Linked DNA regions of Mus musculus: regions 1 and 3 are each linked to region 2. A link is a loop called in an ENCODE intact Hi-C map of the cell type or tissue named here. Cell type or tissue: heart. All regions are shown on one strand.

Evidence for each region. Hi-C counts contacts between places; a loop is a spot of excess contacts. Peaks named below come from ENCODE experiments on the same cell type or tissue, not always from the same donor. Only the 100,000 strongest peaks of a DNase experiment are listed, where the experiment ranks them.
Region 1: it touches region 2 in a loop (11-fold over the local background); 23 of 42 quality-filtered maps call a loop at or near these places.
Region 3: a loop joins it to region 2, with 10 times the contacts of the local background. A loop is called at or near these places in 12 of 42 quality-filtered maps.

Annotation. Positions count from the first base shown.
Region 1 is chr14:72,294,230-72,302,229 of GRCm38, forward strand. No RefSeq gene overlaps it. Among named protein-coding and RNA genes, the nearest start is that of Gm41205, 110 kb to the left of the region's middle. In heart, a CTCF peak has its summit at 5,995 (motif pointing left); no DNase peak of the experiment used is centred here; H3K27me3 peaks cover 614 bases.
Region 2 is chr14:70,777,268-70,785,267 of GRCm38, forward strand. It overlaps Dok2 (docking protein 2), which reads left to right. Exons shown (of 5, transcript NM_010071.2): 5 at 192-1,227. The coding sequence ends at 806. Among named protein-coding and RNA genes, the nearest start is that of Dok2, 6.9 kb to the left of the region's middle. In heart, a CTCF peak has its summit at 3,672 (motif pointing right); DNase peaks (open chromatin) are centred at 494, 1,004, 3,724 and 4,104; H3K4me3 peaks cover 768 bases; H3K27ac peaks cover 1,404 bases; H3K27me3 peaks cover 549 bases.
Region 3 is chr14:72,183,094-72,191,093 of GRCm38, forward strand. Gm41205 (a long non-coding RNA gene) reads right to left here and starts at 1,431. Exons shown (of 3, transcript XR_874813.1): 1 at 1,361-1,431. In heart, CTCF peaks have their summits at 1,013 and 4,427 (motif pointing left); no DNase peak of the experiment used is centred here.

The sequences.
Region 1 (8,000 bases), 1.5 Mb after region 2:
GAGCCATCTCTACACCCTTGTCTCGAAGCCGCATAAATGCCCACTTGTACCAGGCGTGGTGGCGCATGCCTTAATCCCAGCACTCTGGAGGCAGAGGCAGGAGGATCTCTGAGTTCAAGGCCTGATCTTTAAATGGGGTTTTCAGGACAGCCAGGACTACCCAGAGAACCCCTGTCTTGAAAACCCAAACCAAACAAACAAAATCAAGTGACCGCGGCAGAGAGATTCCCTGTTCTCAGTCACGGACTTGAGTGCACTGACTTCACTCTCAGTAACACCCTGGGTGAAAGAGTTTCTGAAGAGCTCAAGAACAAGAACGGAAAGCATGGAGGGAAGAAAAACAAGGAAGAAGGGAGGGATGGGAGCCAGGGAATCTTGCAAACCCTAAATCTGTAGCTACAAAGGGATGTAGAAAACCTCGGCTGAAGGAAGGAAGAAGGAAGAGCAAAGGGAGTCTCGCAAACCAGGGATGAGGAAGTGGAGCAGGTGGCCTGAGGGGGAGAAAGGCAAGCCTGGGGTGGGTAGACAGTGCAGATGCACCAAAGCTGAGCTTGACCCTAGCTTGAACCATGGAATTCCATTCTCTTCCCAGAGACGCTGCCCCCTGCAGAGTCACCTGCTTCCTGAGATGGCAAATCATACCTCCCAGCTCCTTTCTCCATTTTCCAGTCACCGGAGCAGCTCTCAGTCGTCTGTGCTTTCTCACCAAGGCTGACAGCTAGGGTGACAGGTACCCTAGCAGCCTCGGAACAACCAATGGCTAAACTCCCAGTCCACCAACCTCTTCCCTTCACCCCTCTGCCCCAGGCTCTGTTTTCCATATTCTACCTTCAAGCTTCCAAGCTCCATTACAAAGAAATATTTTCTCCTTGGAGGAAACATCGTCTACCAGGGTGGTAACCTGCCTGTCTCTGATGCAACGCTGCCAGCCTCTGTGCCCTACCCCGGAGGCCACTGCCTCCTGAGACTGTTAAGGTGATGAGGGGGGCTATTAAGCAAATTCATTATTGACTATTCCACATTAGATTCTATTTTTTTCCCCTTTGATGTCAACACAACTAATAAAAATGCACTTTATCTTAGTGGATTTATGGGCTCGTAAAGATGCTTTCATGTATCTCGGGGAATTGGGATTAAAAGAGAATTAAACATCTTCGCAGCAAACCTGCTCAGGTAGAGGGAGTCGTGGGAGGGACTGGAGTCGCGGGATGGGGGTGGGGCAGAGAACAGCGAGTCAAGGGCAAGAAATAAACCGAAGTAAAAACCTGGCAAAAATATGGCTTTAATATATTGTTAGAGAATAAAAACCTCATAAAAAGTTATCACCAGACACGAGGAGTGTGTAATGTCGCCCATTGTGATTCTGGGAAGGAACCTGCTGGGATCCGAGTGTCATTAAGTCTAAGTAAACCGGGAGCTGGCAGAGAAAGGTGCGCAGGGTGAGCATGGCAGAGCTACAGGAGAGGCAGCCTGTCAAAAGGCAAGGAACAATGGGACAGGAAACGCTGGTGTCTAAAGATCCCTGGTCCTGTCCTGCAAGGAGAGGCTAAAGAACTGATATATAGGCCTGGCTTGGGGCAACCACCCCAAGATTTCACAGGAAAACTTAAATCTCTGGTCTTAACTGGAGGGAGGGGGGCGGAACTGCCTCCTCCAGGACCCAATGCAACGGCTGAATAAACTAAAGCAAAAGTCTTTCTTGGTATTTTTTTTCTCTCCTCCCAAATCCTGGTCAAGTCTCCATTCCTGCAGCTTTTGCCATCTCCCCTCCCTCTGCTTCTCCCCAACCCTCATGCCCAGGTGCAAACTACTATTATCTGTCACCTAATCTAGCACAAATCCCATTCTCATTAGCATCCTCCAAACTCATTCTCTCTCTGCATGGCTGTGCTGGGAGGAGCTTCTAAAAATTCAAATCACAATATGGAGTTTCTCTCGCTTAAAGCTCTGCAGGGACCCCAAGATGAAGGAAGGGTGAAGTGCATAATGCTTAACCTGGTAGAGAGAGTAGACTCTAACTAGACCTACGCAGATGTATCCTCCCATGCCCACCCTTGCTTCTGTTCCCACTCCAGCACACAGAACCTGGGTTCTTCCCTTGCCTATGACTGGAAATCCAGACCCCTCCCTCTGCACAGTCAATTCCCTCAGTTTCAAAGCCTCATCTCAAATGTCACCTAGAGGAGTCCTGAGGGGCCGCCAACCAAACATTATCAAAGTTCTGACTCTCCTACCTAGCACATGTCACATCTTGGGTTCTGTATTTACTCATGCATTTAAATTTAATATCTGAGTCTCACACTAAACTATAACCTTTTGAGGGCAAAGAATGTGCCTATTTCTTATTCATTATATCCCCCAGGGCTTAACACCCTACCCAGCTGGCACTCAGCCTTTAATCAATATTGTTTCAGCAAAAGAAAAAGTCCTTAGATTTCTTTTAAATAGAAGTTTCTGTGTTTTGGATATGGGCTCCTGAAAAGGTCACGTGTGGTTTCCAATTTTAAGTAGTAGTGACTCTGGGAGTGGGGGTGGGGGTAACAAGGGGTTAAAAATTATAGGTGAAAACAATTATAGATGGAAGGTGAAGTAGATGAGTAGGTCATGGGGAACCACTCTCAGAAGATTATATTGTGAGTTAGTCGTCCACCCACTCACTCCCAAAATAAGGTGAATGGTCCCTGAGAGACCACATGAAGATAACTCCTGGGTTCTGCACACATTCACACACACAATGCACACACACACACACACACACACAATGCACACACACACACACACACACACACACACACACACACACCAAACAAATGCTACCAAACACACAGAGCAAGCCTGGTCCCTCCTCATTCTCTAGCTTCTTTGCTTACACAAACACACACACACACACACACACACACACACACACACACACGGTTCCACACATGGTATCCCATTCCACTTCTCTGACATGTTACATCCTAGACAAGATACTTGTGTTCGATGTTACCATCAGCCAAAGAACCTTCTTTCCTTTCTACATCGCCCAGTGTCAGGTGTCCTGTTATAGTAACATGGACGAAACTACTTCAGAGCTTCAGTGTTTCCATGACTAAAGGAGAAGGGAAATTTGGAAGGAGATACAAAAAGGTTTTCTGGATAAGCTGGAGGCTGGAAATATAGATGAGGTTGGGAAAACCAAGCACAAACTCCAGAGGTACAGTGGCCTGTTGTGGGGCCATCATTTATCACTTTGTTCCCTTCAGTACTTCAGTGTCAATAACCTGTAAGATTTAGGGGTCTGTGGGGTTGGAAAATGCTAGGTGAATGCCTACTCTCACAAGGTGAGAGTAGGAGGATTGCTAAGATGAGGGCAGAGAATCCAGAGATAAGAACAAGGTGTCACCCCCACATCCAGACCGAGCTCTGGAATCTGATCATGACTGCAGGAAAGCAGGTTGGCCATCTCCGCAGCCTTGCAAGGCCACCATCAGTGATTAGGTTATGATGGCTCTGGACCTGGACCACGAAATGGGACTGCTCAGACTTGGAGGAACCAACTGACCAGCTGATCTAATGACCCAGACATGAAAAAAAAAAAAAAAGCACCTCTCATTTTTTTATTTATACAGGGAACGTGCACAGACTTGTACCCAGAGCAGCCCATCCTGAGTGTCAGAGCTTGCCTGAGAGGCCTCTGTAATGATGCTAAGTTTGCCTAGCAGTGCACTGGCTTAGCTTTAGACCTTTATTAAACCTCTGGTGGCCTTGACTGCTCGGGACACCCCCTTCCAACAATACCAACTCCATTTCAAAGCGTCTTTCAGGTCACTCCTCTGTTTCACCTACTGGGTCTTTTATCCCTTACACCTCTGCTCGCCATTTAGCCAACAGATATTTGTGTTTGCGTATTTGAACATCTGTGGGTCAAACATTTCTCTGAGTGTCAAAGAAACAAACTAAAAGTCCCTGAAATTTTAGGGTCTAAGTGCTACACACAGACATACCCATATACACAAATACCCTCCACACAAATGGATGCTAAACTCCTCTTGGGAACATTAAAAATGCACTATATTGTGGGACATGGCAGTCCACATGTATGTAATCCCAACACTTAGGATTCAGAGGCAGGAGGATTGGGAATTCTAAGCTAACCGTAACTATGTAACAAATAACTTATCTCAGAAAACAAAGGGTTTTTGTTTTGTTTTGTTTTGTTTTAATTTTTAAATAGCCACTAACATATTCTTCCTTCCAAGCAGCAGAGTGGTACTTCTTAGATGCCTGATGTAAGGTCAGGCACCATGCTGAGCTGCTAGGTGCTGTTGGCACAGTAAATACAACATTCCCTGCCTGTGAGAGATGAAAGGTGAGAGATAAACACACATAAAAATAAACCACAAATAATAGGTATTGTGAAGAAAGCAGGTAGGACTACTAAGAAAGAATAAATAGAACCCAATTAAGGTCATGGCGTCTCTAAGGAAACCACATGTGGTGGTTTGAATATGCTTGGCCCATGGGAAATAGCACTATTAGGATATGTGGCTCTGATGGAATAGGTGTGGCCTTGTAGAAGAAAGAGTATCACTGTGTAGGTGGGCTTTGAGGTCTCCTAGTGTTCAAGCTCCATCCTGTGTGGAAGAGACCCTCCTGCTGGCTCCCTGCCTAAGCCAGTCTCCTGCTTTGGTCTTTTGATCAAGATGTGAAACTCTCAGCTTCCAGCCCCTAGTCTGCCTGGATGCTGCCATGCTTCCCACCATGTTTATAATGGATTGACCCTCTGAAACTGTAAGCCAGCCCCAATGAAATGTTTTCTTTTGTAAGAGTTGCCTTGGTCATGGTGTATCTTCACAGACACCATCTCCACCACCACCATAGACCAAGGCATCTCACCTTTTACTTAGCTGCTTAAGTGCAAAAGAACCCTAATGGAGAGACCACATTTCCAAAGATACCAGGAAGACATGGAAGGATGCAGAAGAACTGGTCTGTGGAAGGGTAGAGGAAAAATGCACACCCTTCCATACATACTGCAAAAAACCTTTCAGTAATAGAAAGATGGTCCACTGAAGAAGCCCGGTGTGGTTGAAGACAACTAGGGAGATATCAGTTAGCAATGAATTCACGAAGCACTCAAGGGCTGCATCTTAGAAAGCCTTCTGGGTCCAGATGAAGATTTTGCATTGTACTTAAATTCAACAAGCCAATACAACGTTTAAGACAGTGGCTGTGGAATGTTTGGTGCACTGGAGTAAGGATGGACAGATGCAGTGGAAAGACTTTCTCAGCCAAGTAAAAGGTGAGATGCCTTGGTCTATGGTTGTGGTGCAGATGGTGTCTGTTTGAAAATAAAACCACACAGCTTACACTGTGATAGAGGGGGTACTTCTATTGGCCTTCAACAGCTTTATTACCTGATATATATCAGTATTTTAGATGTCCATAAAATTTCTTCCTCCTGGGCACCTTCATCCAACTTGTAGCATTATGGATTCATTCTTTATCTTGTGCCCTGGGGTTCTTAGCAATAATTGCAGGGTCTTTTGAGTGAACTCTACCTTCGTTGCAAGTAATTTTGGTGCTTTGACAGACTGTCTTACATTTGAGCTTGGTGTTCTCTTATGGCCCCTGTGTTATTCAAACTTGATTTTGCTATGACAAATGTCTGGGGATAAACGGCTTACGAAGAGGAAAGATTTATTGGGTTCACGATTTTACCCCTTAGAAAGCTGGTTCCATGTTTCTGAGCTTCAGGTGCAACTGGGTATCATGGTGATGGGAGAACCTAGTGGAGGAAGCTGTTCACCTTAAATAGGGAGGCAACAGAGGATGAGAAAGAACACCACCACCACCACCACCACCACCACCATCACCACCAAATAAATAAATAAATAATAATAATAAAATTAAATAAAATTAAAAAACAACCACAAAACCCCACTTCTGGCTCCTCCACAGCCTCTATCTCCTGTTTTACTAATTTCTGAGAATGGCACCACCTGCTGGCAGCTACACATACTACACATGAACCTGTAGAGGAAGCTCTATTCTGATGCCTTAAGGAGTCGGGGTCTTGAGAAGGTATTCTAAAGAACAAGGTCAAAGGCAGGATGTACTGGATTCAGAAAAAGCAAACTGGATTCCTAGTACTAGCTCATTCTCAGAGTCCTTTATAATCTAGGACAAGATGTTTCCTGCTATTCATCATTATTAAGGACCTACCATGTGACAAGATGTCCCATGTAACCCCAAGGAAGTAATACATGACAAAGAAAACACCAGTCATGGTTAAATGAGAACTCTTCCCCCACAGACTCTGGTGTCAGAACACTTGGTCCCCAGCTGATGGCACTTGTCTTGAGATGTCGTGGAAACTTTGAATGGGTCTTATCGGGGAGACGGTACTAGGAGTGGCCCCTTGGAGGTTAAACCTACTTCCTGTTATCTCTATTTGGTGCCGTGAAGTAAGTAGAGCCTGGCCACACAATTCCTCCACTGTGAACCAACATCATGCCTTCCACACCAAGGTGTACTTGAACTCTGAACTAGTGAGGAGAATAAATGTTTCTCCTTTATAGTTTTGTCAGGTATTTTGTCACAGGAGTAAACTAATAGAGACCTTTGTGCTAAATTGCTTTGAGTGACTGAGTGTCTACTAGGTCTAGCTGTAGTAGCTTCAAGCTTGAGGAAGCAGGACAGCCTTGACCCAGGTCAGGATCTCAGGTCTCCCAGGAGCACTTATATGTACTAACTGTTCCTTGGCCTTGTCCTCGCCCCTCTCGCAGGAAGACAGTGGCTTTGAGGAAAATGTCTTGGCAATTGGCTCATGTGTGATTGATAAGTTTATGGTTCTGGGAGGCGTCTAGGCATCTGGGCATAGATCTCAATAATTAATCCTAGGAGGTCTTTAATGACAGAGGAGATTGTGCCATGTGAAAGTCGCTTTAATACTAAACAGCTTGTGTTATCTAACAAATGAGAACATTTCACACCCAATAAACGTCACTTTTGATAAGTGCCACCAGCGCTCATAAATCTGACAAATAACTCAGCAAGATGGCACACAGGCTCGTCCTTCCCTAGCTCATCCTTCACAGGGTTCCCTCCTCTTGCTGTGCTTTTAGGTAACAATGGGCCAGAGTCCTCTCCATCACCACATGAGCCCCAGGGCACAGGGTTAGGGAGGCTTACAGTCACTGCTCCATCACATGAAGGCCACACCACTTCCACAGGGAAGCTTTGTTTCAGGTGAATGTGGGTCATTCTCAGTCCCTGTGTAACAGATTCAAAGAGATTTTTTAAAGCTGTTTTCTTCTCATTTCCGTTATTCAGAAGCCATCAACAACAGATGAGAGTTGGCTTAAATGATAAAAGTCGTTCCCCGGCTCATCATCAAAAGCATTAGTGATTAAAAGGGAACTGCCAAGATGTACTCTGTCCCCTCTGGGCTGATGGTAGATCAACTCTATTTACTAATCGAGAACCTTCTTATCCTGTATATCACAGTCTCTCAGTACAAGTCTGTGCCTGGGTGACCATGGAGGATGGGAGAGTCTCGGCTCCATCGGGAAGGAATAAATACAAGAAAAACTGAAAACTGGCCTGTGTGAGTCCAAAACACACACACACACACACACACACACACACACACACACACACACGAAAAGCCAAAGCTATGCAGAGATAATGGAAAGAGTGGTTGTCAATATGTCTAATTGTATTCTAAATATCTATCCTATATACCTATATACCTATAGATAAATGTAGTTCTGGCCTCTCTTCAAGTAAGCTTCTTCGTGCAATAGATGGGGATTATTATAGAGTCAAAAATGCAGAAAATAAGTGACCCACAACTGATACATTTGCACTGCAATCATATAAGGCTCAGGGAAAAAATCTCAAAAGAAGGAACAAAAAGATTGCAAGAGCCAGAGAATCAGGACATCTGCTCCTAGATAGTGTCCCCTCAATCTTGACAGGGTATCTTACTAAGGTTTTTTTTGCTGTGATAAAAC
Region 2 (8,000 bases):
GCCTGCCTGGGCTACATGGTGAGAGCCTTTTCCCAAGTAAACAACCAACCCCAACAAACAAAATGCAGAGGCAGAGGGGCAAGAGCTCCAAGAGCTCCAAGAGAAGTTTCTGGTGCCAGGGTCAGCACTTTTCCATGTGGGTGGAGTCCAGGGAAGAACAGTTCTTTCCCTCTTTTCCCCCCTCACTGTAGGCAACTTTTTCCTTTGAGGCTGGCAGACGCTGTCTCTCTGGAGAGGGCAACTTTGAGTTCGAAACACGACACGGCAATGAGATCTTCCAAGCCTTAGAAAAGGTCATTGCTGTCCAGAAGAATGCCACCCCTTCCGGGCCTCCATCCCTGCCAGCCACAGGGCCCATGATGCCCACTGTGCTGCCTCGACCTGAAAGCCCCTATTCCCGGCCCCACGACTCTCTGCCTTCTCCATCCCCTGGCACACTGGTGCCTGGCATGAGGCCAGGGGCCCCTGAGGGGGAGTATGCCGTACCCTTTGATACGGTGGCTCACTCCCTGAGGAAGAGCTTCAGGGGCCTCCTGACGGGCCCCCCTCCACACCTTCCCGACCCACTGTATGACAGCATTCAGGAGGATCCTGGGGCCCCTCTACCTGACCATATATATGATGAGCCTGAGGGTGTGGCTGCCCTGTCCCTCTATGACAGGACACAGAGGCCCTCAGGGGAGACATGGAGGGAGCAGGCCACTGCCGATGGGGGTCCCAGCTCCCTCCAGCAAGACTCCTCTGTGCCTGACTGGCCACAGGCAACTGAGTATGACAATGTCATACTTAAAAAAGGCCCAAAGTAGGGGATGGCCAGAAGATGGGATATGTGGTTCCCAGGGAGGTCTTCGGAAGCTGTGGAGGGGAAATGGTGGCTTCTGGTAGAGTCCTTTTGGTTACTGCCCCTTCCTGGGCCCCAGGCTCGGTGTGCCTTATTTGTGTACTGTGTGAGTCACTAGCCTGGAGCAGAAAGAGGGCCCTGGAGGGACCCACCCTCCTCCTACACTTTTCCACTTCCTCCCACTGCCTTGGGTCTAAAGGGAACTGGGGCCATTTCTCTTAAGAGACAAAGGGTTTCCACAGATGTCCTGGCTCCTCGGTGTGGGCAGGCCTCCTGCCTATAGATGTTTTGTTCCTGGGACAACCCTGGCTTCTGGTTAGCAGCGAGAGTAGCTGTTGTCCCTCTAGCTCCCAGAGTTTTCTATACATTAAACCAATTTCGAACTACTCTTCTGTGGCCTGTAATGCTGTGAGGGGAGAGAATGCTGGGGCTGACCTGCCGAGTGCTTCTTCCACTGGCTGGGATGTCTTCCCTGGGCCTCTGCTGGGTCCTCAGCATTTGTCTACAGGGTCAGAGGCCCCAGGAGGTCTGGGACCCTCCCACCCCCCCTAGGAAAATCTTTATTTTAATCTGTCTTTTGTTTCTATAACTGAATGCCACAGACTAGGTAGTTTATGAAGAAAAAAGATTTTATTTTCAGCTTGTGGATCTTCAGGCTGGGGAGTCCACAAACACAAAATGTTTATGGTATCCAGTGAGAGCCTTCTTCTTGCATGATAATACCACAGTGGACATGATGTGACAAGAAGACAGCAAGCATAGAGAGAAAGCAAGGCTGTTCCCTGGATCATGCACTGCTTCCTGAATCACTTCATTCATCTACAGAAACAGTGCCCTCATCGTCCAATCCCAAAGCCCTGCTTCCAAATCCATGAGCATATAACTTGGGAGATTTTGTTTTTAACATATGAAACATGAGGTCCATTCAAAGCATGAAAAACCTTCAAACATCTGCTTTTTTACTTTTTGCAAGGACAGAAAAATGGCAGTGGATGCGTGAAGGGTTTGATGGCAAATCTGGATTTCGAGAAAGACTTAGCAGTTAATAGATTTTACATTTATCTACTTCTGCGTGTATGGGCAGGCAGGGCTTGTCACAGCTCCCACATGGAGGATGCAGGACAACTTGCAGGAATCAGTTCTCTCCATCCTCCATGGGTTCCAGGATGGAGCTCAGCCCATCAGTCTTGGCGATCTTTCCCTGCTGAACCATCTCATGGGTCCCAAGAAATGAGTGACTTATTGTATCTTTTATGCACTAGAAATAAGACTTACCGGTTGTGTGGTCCTGGCCAGCCTTTCCTAGGACATGATTCCCACCCCACCCCTCCTTACATATATGTGTAAAGCTGAGAGAGACAAGGCACAGATGGCTGTCCTTGAGAAGGGAATGTTAAGTGCCACATAGGCAGCCCAAGGCCAGGTGCTTCAGAAGCAGTTAATGTCCAAGAAAGACTTCATAGCAAAGGGTGGTGTTTGAGGTGGGCCTTTCAGGGTGGGAAGGGCTTTGATGGTACTTAAGGGGTCTGGGGGGAGAGAGGGAGAGGGAGAGGGAGAGGGAGAGGGAGAGGGAGAGGGAGAGAGAGAGAAAGAGAGAGAGAGAGAGAGAGAGAGAGGATATCTTGGAAGGAACAATACTAAAGCTACAGAAGGAGTCAGGAAGGAATTGGACCCAGAGCGAGCTGCTCCATCACTGTTTAGTTGGAATGTTGACTTAGTGATAGCAGGAAACATCCATCCAGTAGAAACCACATTTTGAACACTGAACTTTGATCAGCTGATCTCTATGGATGGGCTCCTTTTCCTCAGCGCCGGCATCGGGGCATTGGCAATGGCCTCCAATCTCTTGGTAGGTCAGGTGTGCCCCATGCCTCTTTGGCTTAGGACGACATGAACATTGGGAGGTCTTAGCAACACAGAAACCTGCTGTAGGTGGAGGGGTAGTGTCGGCAGCAGCAGATTCGGAGTATGTTGTGGGAAGCTCATTGTTAGTGGGAGAAGGAAGGGAGGTTTGAGGCTCTTGGGTAAGGAATGCCACAGGAATAAATCTTTAGGGACAGCAGCTCTGGGAAGCTGGACTTGGGGGTGAGAGGTATAGCGTAGAGATGCCACTGAAAGGGTTCCTGGGATTCAAAAGCTGCTACAGAGTTAGCTCCTGTGCAGCTTGGGTGACGAAGAAGAGAGGTTTCCAAGGCGACACTTAAGTTTCAGGTAGTGAGCTTGGATCCTCACATGCTGAGGTTAATTACGATGGCTACAGTAGCCAGGGGGTGAGTCTTTAATCCCAGTACTCCGGAGACAGGCATATCTCTCAGTTCAAGACCAGCCTGTTCTACAGAGCAGAGTTCCAGGGCAGTCAAGGCTGCATACATAAACCCTGTCTCGAAAAACTAAAAAACCAAAGAAGCAAAAAAGCAAGCAAGCAACCAACCAACCAAACAGAAAGACGGCGGCTGCATTCTGTCCAGTCACAGTGAGGTTCTAGTGCAAGACAAGGTTCTAGCATCCAGGAGAGTAATGAGCAACAGACACACAGATCCATGCCTTCAAGACCCCGGGTGTGTGGCCTCCTAGGTTTTGTCTTATGGTAGCTTTTGACAGTTATTAACGGAGTACGTAAGCTGGAGCAGGTAAGAGGTTCTCTGCCACTTTTGTCTGTGCCAAGGTTTGCATTCAATCTGCGGGTCCAATTCTCCAAGGAGCCCAGGCTCCTCAGGACATGGGGGAAGAGCATTGGGGCAGGAGTCAGGTAGACGCTTTGTGTCTCAAAGCAAAGAAGGCCACATTATTGATTCCTCACTTGGCACTTGACGCACTCATCCCGAATGTGCCCAGCAGGGGGCAGTGCCAGCCTGTGGAAACTGCAACTAGGGACTAAGCTTGCGAGGCGCGGTGGGTGCCTGGTCCTGAGGGACGAATTTCTCTACCTGAAGGATCTGGTGGTGAGGGGCAGCTTCGGGAGTCTTCCGAACCTTGGGATTCCCCTCCGGAAATGTGAACACGCTTTCAAAATATGGGATCCTGAGCCGATCCCTATCTCTTTGCGCCCTTCACCTTCAAGAGACAGAACTTTCTGGTTGCTCTACTCTGAGATCACGTGATCTCACCAGGGGACGTGGTGGACAGCTTGATTGGGGAAAAGTGGGGTGAGGGGTTGGTAGCTGCGGAAGTAGAGCATTTGGGGAAGCTGGGAGTGGCAATGAAAGTCCTTAGAAGGCTGTTGGGGAAATGCTGACTAGGTTTTTAGTGTCCTCGGAGGAAATGAGCCAGTGGGTGTGCCCCATTCTGCAGGGAGCTCTGAATGCCTCTTAGCTAGCTTTAGCTGTGTCTGTGTCACCGCGATGTGTGTGCATCATTCATCCAGTAATACTACAGAGCAACTGCCACTTGTATGTCCCTCTCTCTCAGAAGCTGGGATTCCGGAAGGTTCCCCAGCCCCTAGCCCCAACTCAAAGGAGCAAGCAGTGGGGAGCAGCAGAGGCGGTCACTGATGGGTCAGGGAGAGAAGCGCTTGAGAGCACCACAGACAGACACACTGAGGCAAGGCCTCCTTCAAGAGCCGCTGAGCCACCCAGGCGGCCAGGGGAAAGTGCACAGGCAAGGAAGGAAACAGACCTGCCATTGTGGGCCCGAGCAAAGGATTTACAAAGACCTTGCCACCCAGAATGGGTCTCTGGCTCTAGGCAAGCTGCTTAGTACCTGTTGATACTATGAGAAACTTAGGTGTATCTAGGACTATTATAGACTGGCTTAATCTTTTAATTGAGGTCATAGGTTGTCTAATGAATGGACATGTTCTGAGAAATTTGTCACTACACATTGTCACCACTGAATATTCTTTTATTAATTATTTCTTTTCTTTTTCTCTTCTTCTTCTTCTTCTTCTTCTTCTTCTTCTTCTTCTTCTTCTTCTTCTTCTTCTTCTTCTTCTTCTTCCTCCTTCCTCCCTCCTCCCTCCTCCTCCCTCCTCCCTCCTCCTCCTTCCTCTTCCTCTTCTTTTGGTTTTACAAGACAGGGTTTCTCTGTGTAGCCCTGGCTGTCCTGGAACTCACTCTGTAGACCAGACTGGCCTCAAACTCAGAAATCCACCTGCCTCTGCCTCCCGAGTGCTGAGATTAAAGGTGTGCCACCACGCCCGGCTTATTAATTATTTCTTCACTTTACATCCTGACCACAGTTTCCCTTCCTTCCCCTCCTCCCAGTCCTTCCTGCCAATCTCCATTTACTTGTCTTCTGTCTTTTCAGAAGGGGGGGGGGGGCTCCCATCAACCAACCCTGGCATATCAAGTTGCAGTAAGACTGGGCACATCCTCCTCTATTGAGGCTAGACAAGGTAGCCCCGTAGGAGGGAAGGGTCCCAAAGGCAGGCCACAGAGTCAGAAACAGCCCTTGCTCCGGCTGTTAGGGGTCCCACTTGAAGACCAAGCTGCACTAGTGTAACATATGTGCAGAGGGCCTAGGTCAGTCCCATGCAGGCTCCCTGGAGAGTGGTTCAGTCTCTGTGGGCCCTTAGGGGCCCAGGCTAGTTGATTCTGTAGGTTATCTTGCACCACTGAATTTTTATACCTATGTGATATATAACTGCGTACCTAAGGTACATGGTATGTTTGTATATATGTCTGTGTGTAAATATAATTTATACTATTTGCTATATAAATATAACACATATATGCATGTAATATATAATTTATATATGTTCTATATAATCACAATATATCTGTAATATGTATATATTATAGATGTGTGGCATAGCCTGTTTCACCTAGGATACAAACATGTAGAGCTATGTTATATGTGAAATACTGGATGTATTGGTAACATAATGGTATTTGTGTATATATAAACATCCAAGATAGAAGAGGGTCCATAAACATGCCAGGCAGGAGGTATTTTTTTTTCATCTGCTTTAATCTTACAGACTTTATATACAGCTTGTCATTGACTGAGATGTCATTGTGTGCCACAGCCATGCATTGGCATCAGGGCAGATAGGAGTTCAGGGTTCAGGTCCCCAGCTTGGAGGCATGTACCCAAATTCACTACTGCTGAATGCTGTGTCATTCCCATTCTTTTCTGACTCTCCCATTTCTCTTTATTCCTACTTTCTTCAGAGTGTATAAACTGTGTGCACGTGCATGTGCGCGTGTGCGTGCGTGCGTGCGTGTGTGTGTGTGTGTGTGTGTGTGTGTGTGTGTGAGCTAATCTGAGTAAACCTGCCCCACGCTTAGAGAAGGGGATGCCAGCCCCCCCCCCCCCCCCCCCCAGGAGGTTCCACCTGGACTTTCAGCATCTGGAAAGGTTTCAGCATCTGATTGTTTGAGCCTCTCTGGCTCACTCAGCCCTCCCTGGGGACTCTCCTCAGGCTGCTGCTGCCACCACTTTTCGGCCTTGATGTTAACCAGCCTCCTGCCTCTTGCCTTCTGGGCGTTGATTCAATTAGCCAAGGTGCCCACCTCTTGCAAGGGCCATTTATAAAATCAACTGGGGCAGCTGCAGAACCTCAGGCAGGGCAGGGCTGGAGAGATAGCGAGCTGAGAGGAGGAGGTAGAGGAATCCTGGGAGGGGGGTCTGATCCAATTAGGTGCTAGGCTGGCTTCCCCCTGGCAGGAGGCTGTACATCATTGCTTGGCTTTGGTCCTCTACTGCCCGGCACAGAGCAGAGTCCATCAATCTCCAGGCTGTGGATAGGGATGGTAGAGTGAAGGCAGTGGTATGCAGTGTTCACAACACTTCCATCTTTGTAGCAAGCATGCTTGGGACAGCTTAATGTTGTGGGCTGGGCACACAGGCTGCAGCTTGACTCCCTGGGTTCAAGTTCTACCTCTGCTCAAAGGCAGCTGTGTTTTTGGCACCTGCATCAGTTTTTGCTGGGGGAAAAGGAGATGGTAACACTTCTCCTCTTTGAAGTTTGTGGCAAAGATAAAAGGGATGAATGAAAGCATAGCTCCCAGGACAGTGCTTGGCACATGCTGAGCTCCGGTGTCTACCACAGTCTCATTTGGCTCTCAAACCAGCAGTCAAATTATGCTTATCTTAGTAATAGGGTCACTGGGTCATAGGCAAGCAGCTTCCCCACAGTCTTTGCAGAGAAGACTTGGGCTTGGTAGAGGTGGAAGGATTTGCCTGGACACATGGTTCTAAAGAATGAAGAAAGGAGGAAGAGAGGTCAAGGAGAGGTCAGAAATGCTTTGCCTGCAGCCTTTCCTTTCCACACTAGGAGGGGGAGTGCTGAGGACTCCTCAGCCTCAGCTTGGAGAGGGGTTCTTGGAGAAGGAATGTTTGAGATAGAGAGAAGGGTGTTGGAGACCTGCAAAACGAATGACTTGAAGTCAAACTGTGGGTCCAAGCTGGCAGCCTAAGTTCTGCTCGAGACAGCTTTCTAAATGCTCTATGTTCTTCTTCTCTAAGCAGTTCTCTTTTGTTATTCTAAAAATTATCTGGATAGCTCAACTCTTAGAGATCAAAAGCCCAGTTTATTTTTTTTTTTAACTTATCAATTCAGTCATTCCCCCAGGTTTCCTTTTGGTTATCCCATGAATCAGCATCCCTTGACCTCAGCCTTCTTAGGAAGAGTCAGCAAGCACAGACCTGTCCTGGAATTACCATGTGGACCATGACTGGGCCTAAATTCCCTCTGTCCCAGGCTGACCTTGAACTCAGGAATCTACCTGATTTTGTGTCTTTCTGGCAAGATGGTTTGTGGTGTAGCTGCCCCTACTCCTTCAGATCTGTGACACTCCTTACACAATTCACATTTTGCATGGTTGAGAAATGATCTATTTTTGAACTCATGTTTTCAATGTTCTTTCCCACAGCCGTAGGAGCTGTCTTGAACGCCACAGTATTCTACCATTTGCTGAGACCTAGAACACATTCTTGCCTCCCAGGCTCACGCTGTCTCTGATTATCATAGAGGCATTAACCTTGGCAGAGAGGACATTCCTCATAGGGGAACCATGAAAACATGTACATTATACAAGAAAGCCTTACACCCACAACAACCACCAATACTCAAGGAGTCCCACGCTCTGCTGGCTCTGTTCCAGGGGCAGGAAACCGCCATACTGCCCCTTATATGGCTATTTTGGACTCAGCAGGGGAGGGCAGATTCCTGTGGCTGAATCTGATGCTCACATGATCTATTATGCCTAGGAATGGT
Region 3 (8,000 bases), 1.4 Mb after region 2:
ACCTCCACAGCAGTAACAAGGCTGGATAAAGGGACATCCTAGGTGAGAGGCTCTGCCATGGAGATACAGCAATGGGATTCTACCAAAAATAGATAGATAGATAGATAGATAGATAGATAGATAGATAGATAGATAGATAGAGGCAGAGAGACAGAGAGACAAACAGAGAGAGAGCATTCACTCACCTAATACACCATCTATTCCAATAGAATTTGAAGTACAGCTACAGTCAGATTCATCTCATACTCCTGAGACTTTACATTGTTGAATATCAATGTTGCCTCTGCCTCCCTCTACCCTGGATCATCATTCTACTCTCTGATTCAGAGAGAATTTGAGATCCCCCTGTACGTGATATCATGTAGTATCTGTCAAGTTCATGCTCAGCCAGGTGGTGGCGCACACCTTTAATCCCAGCACCTGGAGGCAGAGGCAGATGGATTTCTGAGTTTGAGGCCAGCTTGGTCTACAAAATGAGTTCCAGGACAGCCAGGGCTATACAGAGAAACCCTGTCTCGAAAAAACAAAACAAAACAAAACCAAAAACAAACAAACAAACAAACAAATAAATAGAAGTTCATGCTCACTGTCACATATGACAGGACTTCTCTTATTTTTTAAAGTTGAGTAATATTTTGCTGTGTACATATGCAAACTTAATGTCCATTCCTGTGGTGTTTTCCTTTTTATAAAACAAAATGCCTTCCTATGTTGTACAATTAAAAAGTGGAGGAGCGATGAGCTATCCACATTTATGATTCCATCTGGACAGAATGAACTCTCAGGCTCATTCCATTTCAACGTCATTGCAAAAAAACAGATACTGCTGTAGAAAGCCAACACCAGTATAGAAAATTCTGACTTGTTGCTATTTGGAATTACAAGGGGCCCTAGTCTAGCACTGAGTGTTTCTCTCCCTGGGCTCTGTGATTACAATGTGTCCAGTGGCCCTCAGATTGCAAACAGCTCCTCCAGCAGCCTGACCCCTGTGACCAGAGTGCCCTCTGTTGAATTAAAAGATTATTTTCATTAAATTTCTGGGGAAACACACATGGTGCATGAGAGGCTAAGAAAACGTAGATTGTCCTGAAACAGCCTAGATTGCCACATCACTCTACAGCCACCCCCACCCCAAGCACACAGGTTATACTTTCCAGACCACCAGCAAATACTTGAACCAAGGAACAGTACTGAACACATTGTTTCCCCAAGACATATATACCTATGATAACATTTAATTTGTAAATTAAGCATTGAACGCAATTAACCACAATTAGTAATAAAAGAGCAATGTTAATGGTACACTGTAATAAAGTTATTTAAAACTTACAGATTTTTATTTTCAGCATTTTCTACTTACAATTTTTGAATATGAGCTGAATGTAGGTAATTGAAGCCACAGAAAGCAAAACCATGGATCAGGGAGACTGCAGCTCAGTAAAAAAGGAATCAACAGAATTTAGACAGCAGCATCTGCCCATAAAATTACACATGGCCCTAAAATCATATTCAGTCTGACAGAAGACAGAGCACTTACAGGAATTCAGGGAATTTTCAAGCTATTATTACACATGATCTGTTTGTGTCAAAGAAATGGAGGAGCTATATGCCTGGAAGGACTCATCTAGGACTTTGGAAAAACAGCATTTGTGGTGTGTGTGTGTGTGTGTGTGTGTGTGTGTGTGTGTGTGTGTGTATTCATGTGTGTATGTGCACATGTGTGCACACACATTCTCCTGTGTGTGTGTTCATGTGTGTGTGTATTCGTGTGTGTATGTGCACATGTGTGGACACACATTCTCCTGTGTGTGTATTCATGTGTGTGTATTCATGTGTGTGTGTATGTGTGCTATTGTCCCAGACAGGACAGATGAAACTATATAGAACATGAAAACTATATAGAATGTTGGACTCCCAAAGAAGTTGGTTTTAAAAGGAGGAGGTACATTGACAATGGAAAGCACCAAGACGCCTCTATACACAACCATGGCAGGCTGGACTTGGGAAGAATTCTTCAAAGAGACTGTAGCAGCATTCATTCCGCAGCTATTTATGTGTCAAGCCCCAAGCTATTCATTGTCATGTATGTTTTGTGCTTAAGCATTCTCATTTCTAAACACATGAAGAGCCTCTTAGAGTGAAAGCATCTCAGGTCTCTGTGAGCTCCTGTGCCTATTGACCTGGGAAAGCTGTCAGGGATGTTCAACCTGGGGTGAATTTTGAGCCAAAAAATGGAATAAATGATCTTATAGTCACATAAAACAGCAAAGGAAAGATTCAATAGTGAGAGCTCTGGAAGATGGCAGGATAACAGGAATAGAAATGTGTCTTTTACCAGGAAAAGAGCCCTAGTGACAGGTAGTGTGGTTTCATAAGGTTGTGTGGTCCTTTGAGACCAAGGCTGCTTTGTGCTTTGTGCTCACTATTCTTACAGCCAGAGGGGCAGTAATGGCCTGAGCCTCATGTCACAAGCATCACAATGGAAATAGCCTTCCAGAAGCCTCACTCTAGCCTCCGATCTATTTGGCCAGAATCAAGTCATGTGACAAAACATGGCTTCCTGGAGAAGTGAGAACTGTACTCTCTTGCTGGCTAGTCCCATTGAAAATATAGCTCAATAAAAGCTAGAATCTCATTGGAGAATGAGATGGAAATTAAATATTTGATGCATAAATACTAGACTCTTTCCCATCCAGTGATTAGGAGTCTAGAGAAATATCCTTGACATAGCACACAGGAGGCAGATAAAAAGCTGTTCATTGGTGTGAACTGAAGTGAACTGTTAAGAGAAATAGGGGGGAAGACTGGAGACTTGGTAGAGTGGATACACTGTTTGTCATATAAACATGTCTTAAATTCAATTTCCTAGAACCCATGTGTATTCATTACAGTGATAAAACAGCAATCGAGGAAACTTATAGAAAAAAAGAGCTTATTTGGCCATTGGTTCCTGGGAGATAAGAGTCCATGATGGCAGAGCAGAGGCATGGTACCCGGAACAGGAAGTTAAAAGCTTACATCTTGAGTCACAAACAGGAAGCAGAAAGGAAACTGGGAACACAGCATGTGGCTTTGAAACCTCAAAGCAAGTTCCTGGTGATATACTTTCTCCAGCAAATCCACACGCATCCATACAAGGCCAAATTAGTCAAACATCCAAACCAATGGAAATGTCCTTATTCACACCACCACACCATGTAAAGGCTAGAGGAAATAGTAGACCTGCCCAAAATACCAAGGCAAAAAATCCCTGAAGATTCTGGACCAGCTATCCTGATGTGCAGAGGCAGGAAAACAAGAGGCTCTGCCTCAAAGAATGTGGAATGTGACCACCAACACCGGAGACTATCCTCTCAACTCTCAACTCTACTGACACATATGGACTCTCTCTCTCTCTCTCTCTCTCTCTCTCTCTCTCTCACACACACACACACACACACACACACACACACACAGACACACACATAAACAAATACAAACACATACAAATACACACAGAGAGAATTTAAAATAATAATGCAATAAGAAAAGAAATTTTTTAGTAAATAAGGATCCAAGAGTCTAAGTCCAGAGTCTTGCAGCCTCAAGAAGTAACTCACTCAGAAGTCAAAGAATCTGCAGCCCATTCAATTGCACTCTAACTGGCCCTGGTTTATGTCACACCTTGTGTCTGCTTGTATTTGCCAAAAACTCCACAACCTCACGTGCACCTGCATGGCAGCCCTCTCCTTCTTTATTGGGCCTTCCTTCCTTCCTTCTTTCCTTCCTTCCTTCCTTCCTTCCTTCCTTCCTTCCTTCCTTCCTTCCTTCCTTCCTTCCTTCCTCTCTCCCTCCCTCTCTTCCTTCCATCATCATTATACACAGTAAGAGTTGGAAATAGGCAAGGGGAGGAATAATCCTGAGTTGCCCATCAGGTGATGAAATCTCAGTATCACCCAAAAAGGCAGCAAGCCATAGTCTTGTTTGGTAACTATGGAAGCTGAGCCTGATGGAGCAGGTATGGATATTGCATCAGAGAAGCAGGAGATGGGGCATCCAACAGAAGATCTACTATCAAGCAGCAAGTAGTTCTGATTTTCCCCTCCCCCAGGACCTCAGTTTCATAGTGATTCAATTAGAGATATCTCATTCTCCTTTCAACAAAAGATGCCTTCCATTGTTGAGTTATATTACAAGTGGCTATGTCTCTTACAAAGAGACTTCACCAAATCAAACTAGCTATTCTACTCAGCACCACCCCACTCCCAGCCCCAGTGCACTCATTTGTTTTGCAACTCTGCATCTAGTTTCATGAAACACTTCTCTAGCCATCCCTTGTGAGATGAAAATCCTATGCCTGCTCATACCCTCCAAACTCCCCCCACCAATCCAGATCTCACCAGGCTAATGTGTTTTCAGGTTGGTATGTTTGTGAGTGCTGCCACCTCCTGGATGTTCGTCTCTGGGCACTCCAGCTGGACAATCAGCCCTTGTGCTCTCTGGGACCAGTGATACATCTCAGAAAATGCCTTTGTTTGTTATTTACACTATCGTCCCCAGGACCCCATCTGTTACCCTGAACCCTCTTTCTGATGTAATTGAGATTTTTTTTAAAGTTAGATGCATGAGAGCCCCATGTACAATTATTCACCCTACATGCCCAGTTCCAGGCTCTGGGCCAAGGTTCCACAAAGATAATAAATACCAGGCACTAAAACTAGCTCGTCAGGCTGGTGCTCTGGGAACTCGATGAGCCTGAAGCTTGTGCCTAGCAACTCTGTTCACTGCTCTTCTTGAAGTGGAAGTGGGGGAGCTAGTTCCTTAATCCTGCTTGTAAACCACTGGAAAGCCACAGAGAGCTATAGGTGATAGTCCCTCCCGTGCATGCCAATCTCAGTCACCACCATGCCCAGACATAATCACCTTTCACCCAGGAAGCCTGGGTATGGAAGAAATATGGTTCTGGTAAGATAATAGGCACAGACATAATAAAAATCTGGAAAAAAAAAAGCTAGAACTCAATAGAATGGTAGAAATCCTCAAAGTTCATGGAATGCAGATGCAAAACACATCCCAAGCCATTTCCCAAGTTCAATCAGTCAGCATTTGGCTGAGCTGAAACAAGATCTGGTGTCTCCCCAGGTTCTCCTTCAGGACCCAATAGAACCTTAAATCAAAAGTAGCAAGAACAGATACAGTAGAAGAGTATGCATGACAGTTGAGTAATGAAGTCTAGTAGCACATTTTATTCAGCAATTTGTTGTTCACTGCGTTGAGTTGCCACATGTAAAGCATATGTAAGATCTTATACACAAAGCTCTTGAGTATACTAATGAAAATAACACATGCAAAGCCCTTAGAATGAGACCCTTCACACAGTAAATGTTGACTGTATTATCTATTTATCTATGTGTAACTAGATTTTGTTCTCTGTGATGCTAATGAGGTTGTCTATGCATTTAGCCAAAAACAATAGGCCAATAGCTCAAAGTCATTTATCATTAAGAAAACAGTAAGGGTTCTTGCCATCCAATAAATAAATAGGACAGACGGTACAGGATTGACAATGTAGCAGTTACCCAGACACTTCCAGTTCTTTCCAGCTAACAACCAAGCAATAGGGCAACCTTGGGTGCTAGATCTGGGTCTATGAGCTTGAACATTAAGGGTGGAATCTATATTCATTCTTCACTGGTCTGCATCCGGATTCTGGGAAACAGTAAAATGAACTGGTTAGTGGAGAATTGCATGGCTATTGACAGACACTGTTTCAAACATTTCCCAATTAACCACCAAGCTCAATCCAATGAGAAGGCAGCAAAGCGAGCGTGTCCACGGTTAACAAAATGTTGACCACATAAATGTACACCCTCAGACACACCCACTCTTCCTTCCCTCTGTCACTATGGAGGAGCCTCCAGGGCTTCCCACCCTGACAATTCTTTGTTGTCATCCAGACCCCATCCTTCCTTCTCACCTACTCAAAGCTATGGCTTTTAGGCAACACTCCTCACTGATCTATTATCCTGGGTTATAAAAAAGCAGAGTGAAAACACACAGCTTTCCTCCCACTAAAACTAAAACCTACATGGGAAATAATGGAACCTCACATTGGGGTGGGGGGCGCTCCCCTGACCCCACTTACCCCTAACTTGCCCTTCATTTCTCTCCTTTATCAGAACTCGGCGAAATCGTTCTCTATATCCATGGCCCCCAGTTTCTCTTCCCAGAACTCTAATCAGTCTCTTATCACAAGGTTGCCATTAGACTGCTTGCCTGGGGCTTGCCATATCTATTGCTTCAGGGCTCACCATTCATCTACCAGATCCATAACCAATGGTAGCTACAATGAGCCACTTCTTCCCATGACTTCAAGGGTTCCACAGGTAGATGGGCTTCCTTAGACCCCTCTGACAATTCTATCAACTCCTGTTCAAACTTACTAGCTAGAACCTCTACATCAACTGTCCATGTATCTATCCAAATACATTGTACAGCAAATCATGAATCAGCCAGTAAATGTGTCAGCATACAGCCCTCTCCTTTATCCTCAGGCTCATTTATATAACAGCTTTAGTATTTACTTTTATCACGTTTAAAAGATAACCTTAAATTTGTCCTGTGAATGAACCATTATTGACTCTAACTACCCTTGAATCACAAATCGTCTCACTCAGGAGAAAGCCAGAGTACTTATGACAGATATTTTTTTAAATGTACTTGAATAATATTGTGAGTACTCAGTAATAATACAGACTTCATGACCGATATTTTCTAACCAAGAGTTTTTCTATATATCAACAATAAAAATTAAACATTTTATAAAAATTAAGTACTATTTCAAGTATCTTCAAAAACAGCATATGCAGGGATAAGGTTAACAAAATATCTATATATCATAATGAAATATTTGTAGATGTCCCACAATGGAAAAATGGATACAGAAAATGTGGTTCATTTACATAGTGGGACACTACTCAGCTATCAAGAACAAGGGCATGATGGGGGGGGGGGTGTTGCAGGCAAATGGATGGAACTAGAAAATATTATCCTGAGTGAGGTAACTCAGACCCCCAAAGGACATGCATGGCATGTACTCACTAATAAGTGAATATTAGCAAAAAAAATGTACAGAATACATAGGATATAATCCACAGAACTCAAGAAGTTTAACAAACTGAAGAGCCCAAGTAAAGATAACTCAATCCCACTTGAGAGGGAGAAGAAAGCAATCACTGTAAAGGGAGGGAGAGAGGGAGGGTTAGAGGTAGAAAGGTGGGTGGGAAAGAGGACAGGGAGGGGAAAAGGGGAACATGATCAGATATTGGATGTGGGGAATAGGAGTGAAGAAGCCCTTAGGGCCAACAGAATGAATGGAAACAGGCAATCTCAGGATATAGGAGGTGTGGGACCCTCTAGAATGTACCAGAGACCTAGGAGGTGAGAGACACTCACGACTCAAAGAGGGGGAACCTTAGATTAAGTACCCAACAGTGGGGAGAGGGAACTTGTAGAGTCCACTTCCAGTAGAAAGACAGGACATCAAGTGGAGAGATGGGGTTGCCATCCCACAGTCAAAAGCTCTGACTCAGAAGTGTTCCTGTCCAAAAATACTGCAGAGGTAAAAATGGAGAAGAGACTGAAGGAATTAAGGTCCTGTGACCAGCCCAACTTGGGATCCATCTCAAGGGGAGGCCCCAAGACCTGACACTATTACTGATGCTATAGTGTGCTTACAGACAGGAGACTGGCATGACTACCCTCTGAGAGGTCCAACAAGCAGCTGACCAAGACAGACACATATACTTAACACCCAACCAATGGATAGAAGCTGGGGACCCCTGTGGTTGAATTAAAGGAAGGATGGAAGAAGTTATGGAGGAGGGTGTCCCCATAGGAAGACCTAGATCGCCGAGATCCTTCAGATCCTTGAGCCACCAACCAGGCAGCATAGACTAGCTGCTAAGAGGCCCCCTGACACATATACAACAGAGGACTGCCTGGTCTGGCCTCAGTGAGAG